Linked DNA regions of Homo sapiens: region 1 is linked to region 2. A link is a contact called in ENCODE Hi-C or POLR2A ChIA-PET data. All regions are on one chromosome and are shown on one strand. The core of a region is the stretch at or near the end of the contact, and the rest is flanking DNA. Distances in the headings are between cores, read along the strand shown. Region 1 has its middle 35 kb from the start of BNIP2. Region 2 has its middle 79 kb from the start of GCNT3.

Region 1 (2,700 bases), core at 177-2,676, 190 kb after region 2:
CACCATGTTGGTCAGGCTGTTTTCAAACTCCTGACCTCAGGTGATACACCTGCTTCGGCCTCCCAAAGTGCTGGGATTACAGGGGTATTTGTTTTTTAAAAATGAGCAAAATTATATTTTCAGGAATTTCAGCCAATAGCAATAAGGGTAGGAAGGTCTGTCATGAATTGCAGTCTTACCGAATATGGTTTTCAGTTGCTAAATAGTGAGCTTTTAAGTACTTTATTCACATTCAGGAGATAATTCTCTTTTTTTAGAATAAAATTTGTCTTTGGTTTTTCTCCCCCCATTCCAAAAGTGATATATATTGGTTACGGAATTTGGAGAAAATAGAGTTAAGCAAAAAGGAAATAAAAGTCATCCATGAGAGCTAACTGTTCCCAATGTGTTATAGTATACCTTCCTATTTTCTTCTATGCAAATGTACTTGTAATTTTTTCTCTAAGATGTGATTTAATTAATACAAAATGTTGTGGTTTCATATACACAGTGCCATAGTCTGAATGTGTCCCCTCAAATTCATGTGTTGGAAACTTAATCCCTGATGCAACAGTGTTGGGAGGTGCCTTCTGGGAGGTGCTGAGGTCATGAGGTTTCTGCCTTTGTGTTAGGCTGTTCTTGCATTGCTAAATGTCTGAGCCTAGCTAATTTATAAAGAGAAGAGGTTTAATTGACTCAAAGTTCTGCATGCTGTACAGAAAGCATGGCACCAGCGTCTGCTTAGCTTCTGGGGAGGCCTCAGGGAGATTTAACTCATGGCAGAAGGCAAAGCGGGAGAAGGCACTTCACATGGCCAGAGCAGAAGCAAGGGAGAGGGGAGGTGCCAGATACTTCTCTCTCTCTCTCTTTATTTATATTTTGAGACGGAGTTTCACTCTTGTCACCCAGGCTGGAGTGCAGTGGTGCCATCTCTGCTCACCGCAACCTCCACCTCCCGCGTTCAAGTGATTCTCCTGCCTCAGCCTCCGAAGTAGCTGGAATTACAGGTATCTGTTACCACACCCAGCTAATTTTTGTATTTTTAGTAGAGACAGGGTTTTGCCATGTTGGCCATGCTGGTCTCAAACTCCTGACCTCAGGTGATCCCCCCGCCTCGGATAAGAAAACTGAGACTTGGAAGGGTTGGGTACTTTGCTCAATATTATACACAGAGTATTTGCTCAATATTATACACAGAGTAAGTAGCAGAGCTGGAATTTGAATTTATGCTAACTGGCTCCAAAGTGCATTCTCTTAAGCACTATGTATACTGCTATACAAAAACACAACCCATTCATATTTTATGTGAACTTGAATATGGTAATTTGAAATCACATAATAAACATGTATAAATTGAATCACTCTTTTTTTGAGACAGAGTCTAGCTGTGTCACCCAGGCTGGAGTGCAGTGGCGCAATCTTGGCTCACTGCGACGTCCGCCTCCCGGGTTCAAGCAATTCTCCTGTTTCAGCCTCCCACGTAGCTGGGATTACAGGCACGTGGCACCATGCCCAGCTAAATATTATATTTTTAGTAGAGATGGGGTTTCACCATGTTCGCCAGGCTGGTCTCAAACTCCTGACCTCAGGTGATCCACTTGCTTCGGCTTCCCAAAGTGCTGGGATTACAGGCATGAGCCACCATGCCCAGCCTTGAATCACTCTTTATGCACAAAATTTAAAATGATACAAATGTTTCCAAATGAAAAAAAGTAAAAAATCTCCTAATTTTGAAGTCACCTGGTTGAGTGAATTGTAAACTGTGTGACGCTAATGCCACATGGTGGCGCCACTTCAACGAGGAAATAAATACCAACTACCCTTTATCAGCTCTATGGGAAAACCACAGTCTTTAACTACGCTTGAGAATAACCTTTAAATACAATGTAAGCCCTAAGAAGTTGGCTTCTTACTTACTGTAGCCTGGATCAGACTGTCTGGGTTCACTTCAGATGAAAGATGTTAGCTTCTTATGTTATCCTCACGGTGACTTTGAGTGACATATTAATTTCAAAGTTTACTTTCAAAAAGGCAAGGATTTGGGAGACAAAATGGCTAGGACATTTGGTAATTGAGCAGTAACTGAATACTTTTTACTTCTACCACCACATCTCAACCAGACCTTGCCTGTGAAATACACAGATAAAAATCGTACCACACCTGGTGCCCCCTTTTTGGGGAATGATGCAAATTGTTTCAAATTGGACAGTGGACTCTCCAGGTACTTTTTGTTGCTGTAAGACCCACATTGTTTATTTTATTAATATCTTATCTCAATGTAAATGTACTATATGCATTTTATTACCAGTTAAAGAAGATTGTAATCAATTTTCACGTGATGTATGTGTGTGTATACGTACATTTAATACATCCTTTAAAATATTAGGAATATTGTGGAATGTTATTAAACCAGGGTGGGATATTACTAAAAAAATAAAACTAGCAGACCCTTAGTGAATGTTTTTCCACTTGGAAAGTTTATGGCTATAAAGCTAAGAGTACTACTTGCTAGAGCATGAGAATAACTAAAAAGACTTACCCAAAGCATCGTTTCATCAAGAAATGAAATCTGGACAGTCTTTCTATTGCAAAGGGATCAAAACATATTGAAGTCATAATTTACTGAACTAATAATCATTTTACTATAAGTTCAAGGCAAAAGTGAATTCCTCATAAGAAAATAAGTTTATCTCATATCATTTAAGAACTGTCAGTTTATTC
Region 2 (2,700 bases), core at 181-2,680:
TCTCTAGGGTGGCCTTCTCGCTGTCATTTCTTCCTTTCTAGGGGGATGAGGGAGCCTTAAGTCCCTTAATGGTAGCAGGAGTATTCCTTCTGCATCATGGAAGTGAGTTTGTCATCTGACTTAGGCTTAGAGTTAGTGACTCTGACACAGTTCTAGGAGCCAAAGGAACTTAGAAAATTCTTTCATGACAAAGCCTGGCTTTTAAGACTATCGTCTTTCTGTGCTTTCCAGGTATCTATTCTGAATTTCAAAACTGAATATGGACTGCGTCCTCTTTGAGTTCCTGTTGTAACAGTCCTAGTTCCCTCTTGGGCAAATGGATGCCTCTGCAGAAGACGGGGCAAGTCAGGGGGAGGACAAGGAAATGCAAGGGACACCAGCAAATTAGTAAATTTCAAAACTATTGTTTCCATTAACTACACATGGGTGTCTTCTCCCTAAACTGTGATCTACTTGAAGGCAGGATTACATTTTCCCCAATATTTAAAAAAATATCTATGAGAAGTCAGGTGCTAATCGTGAAAGCACTTGCAGGTTAACTAAGGTCTCAGGTGTCCTTATGTTGTCTCATATTATGACAGCTCTTTATAGTGCGTCCCACACCCATTAGATCACTTAACGATAGTTCCAGATGGGTTAAAGTCTCTGATTAATGAGAAATAGAGGCCGGGTGTGGTGGCTTATGCCTGTAATCCCAGCACTTTGGAAGGGCAGATCAGTTGAGTTCAGGAGTTCACGACCACCCTGGCCAACATGGTGAAACCCCGTCTCTACTAAAAATACAAAAATTAGCTGGGTGTGGCAGAGGGCGCTGGTAATCCCAGCTACTTGGCAGGCTGAGGCAGGAAAATTGTTTGAACCTGGGAGGTGGAGGTTGCCGTGAGCCAGGATCGTGCCACTGCACTCCAGCCTGGGTGACAGAGTGAGACCCTATTTCAAAAAAAAGGAGAAATAGAATAAATTGATAAATCGATTAATGCGCTGTTATTAACTGATCTTTGTAAAACGTCTATGTTTGGGGGTAAAACACTAAAAAAAAGGCAGGGGGACAGGGTGTAGTGGCTCACGCCTGTAATCCCAGCACTTTGGGAGGGTGAGGTGGGAGGAGGATTGCTTGAGGGAGGAGACCAGCCTGGGAAACATAGTGAGACCCTGTCTCTAAAAAAAGAAAGAAAGAAAAAAATCTCTGAGAAAGAAAAAGAAACAAAAGAAAGGTAAAAATATGGGGGACCACTGAATTAATCATTTATTGAGAATGTCTCCACGCAAAGTGCTCTCATGCACATTTTTTCTTCCACATGTCGTTTCTGGGCAACGTGAAAGATAAATTTTGTTACAGACCTCTTTTAAACAGGTGTTTTGAAAGCTAGAGGGTCTAGATATGCCTGACTTCATAAAATTCAGGAAGCAGAAATCATTTCAGTTTCACCTCATTTCAGCTTTTTCTAAAACTAATGCAGAACTGTAGTCTATCCCTAGGTGGCGCATTAAGCTAAATTTTTGAGAACCTGCTGCCCCGCACCGACCCCTGCCAACCTCCCATGTCTTAAATAATGATGACCTGATACATGTACGGGACTTTGTAATTGATAAACCACTTTACCTCCCTTATAATAACCCTGTGTTACCATTACTATTCTCATCCTCCGATGAAGAAACTGAAGTTATGAATTTTAATTGAATATGTGAATAAGCGTAAATATTTTGCTTAATATTTATGTGTCAGACACTTTCCTACCCACTGGGTAGGAAATTACTATTTCTTAGCAGCCATCTTAGACCTTAGGGAAACAAAAAGAAATTAAAGAAAAAAGAGAAATTACAGCTTCCATTTTACAAATAGAAAAATGAAATATCAAGAAAGTTTGGTCAAGGTCACATAGCCAGTGAAGCAAGGCTGAATACCCAGCTCCTTTGGCTCCAGGTCTGGTGAGTTTCCTAGCACAGCCTTACTCTAGTCCTAAAATTTCTGGGAAGGAAGTCCTGTGTCAAACCTTTGCTTTCTTTGCATACTCTCTTAGGTCTGCATTTCATTGACCTTTAGAGCTGCAAAGAAGAAAGACAGACAGTAAGAAGGGAATGGGAGTTAACATTATTGCATTCGTGTGTAAAGTCATTCATTTCAGGTCGGGCCCAATGGCTCACATCTGTAATCCCAGAACTTTAGGAGGCAGATGCGGGCGGATCACTTGAGGTCAGGAATTCAAGATAGGCCTGGCCAACATGGTGAAGCCCCATCTCTACTAAAAATACAAAAATTAGCTGGACACGGTGATGTGCACCTGTAATCCCAGCTACTCAGAAGGCTAAGGCAGAAGAATCACTTGAATCCAGGAGGCAGAGGTTGCAGTGAGCTGAGATTGGGCCACTGCACTCCAGCCTGGGCGACAGAGCAAGACTCTGTCTCAAAACAAAAAAACAAACAAAAAAAAGTCTTTCATTTCAACCTGAAAATCCCTCCTCTCTTTCATCATCCCTCCTGCCATGTTTCTAAGGTGTCTCTGTGACACCTTTTTCTAGTAGATCCCCACTGCCCATTGTAATTTTAGGTAGCTTGGCCCTTTGGATCAAGCCTCCTCATTATTTTCAGATTTTCCTCATTGAAAATGCTTGGTTGTGGTAAGCAGTTTCCCTCTTTACAATGTGAGTTCCCCGACTCTGGGCCCTTAATCCCTCTCAGAATATAAACTGTATTCTAAT

Evidence for each region. Hi-C counts contacts between places; a loop is a spot of excess contacts on that map. ChIA-PET counts read pairs that join two places held with the same protein, here RNA polymerase II (POLR2A). Pooled maps may share reads with other maps.
Region 1: a pooled map shows a loop between it and region 2 (5-fold over the local background). The contact joins two enhancer-like sites. A Hi-C loop is called at or near these places in 2 of 37 single-sample maps with no recorded cell type and 3 of 50 pooled maps. POLR2A ChIA-PET finds 5 or more read pairs at or near these places in 1 of 52 experiments (H1).

Annotation. Positions count from the first base shown.
Region 1 is chr15:59,723,330-59,726,029 of GRCh38, forward strand. No RefSeq gene overlaps it. Among named protein-coding and RNA genes, the nearest start is that of BNIP2, 35 kb to the left of the region's middle. Within about 2 kb of position 1,427, at least 3 of the 41 ENCODE cell types and tissues checked have a DNase peak (open chromatin) inside an H3K27ac peak, as active enhancers do.
Region 2 is chr15:59,531,486-59,534,185 of GRCh38, forward strand. No RefSeq gene overlaps it. Among named protein-coding and RNA genes, the nearest start is that of GCNT3, 79 kb to the right of the region's middle. Within about 2 kb of position 1,431, at least 3 of the 41 ENCODE cell types and tissues checked have a DNase peak (open chromatin) inside an H3K27ac peak, as active enhancers do.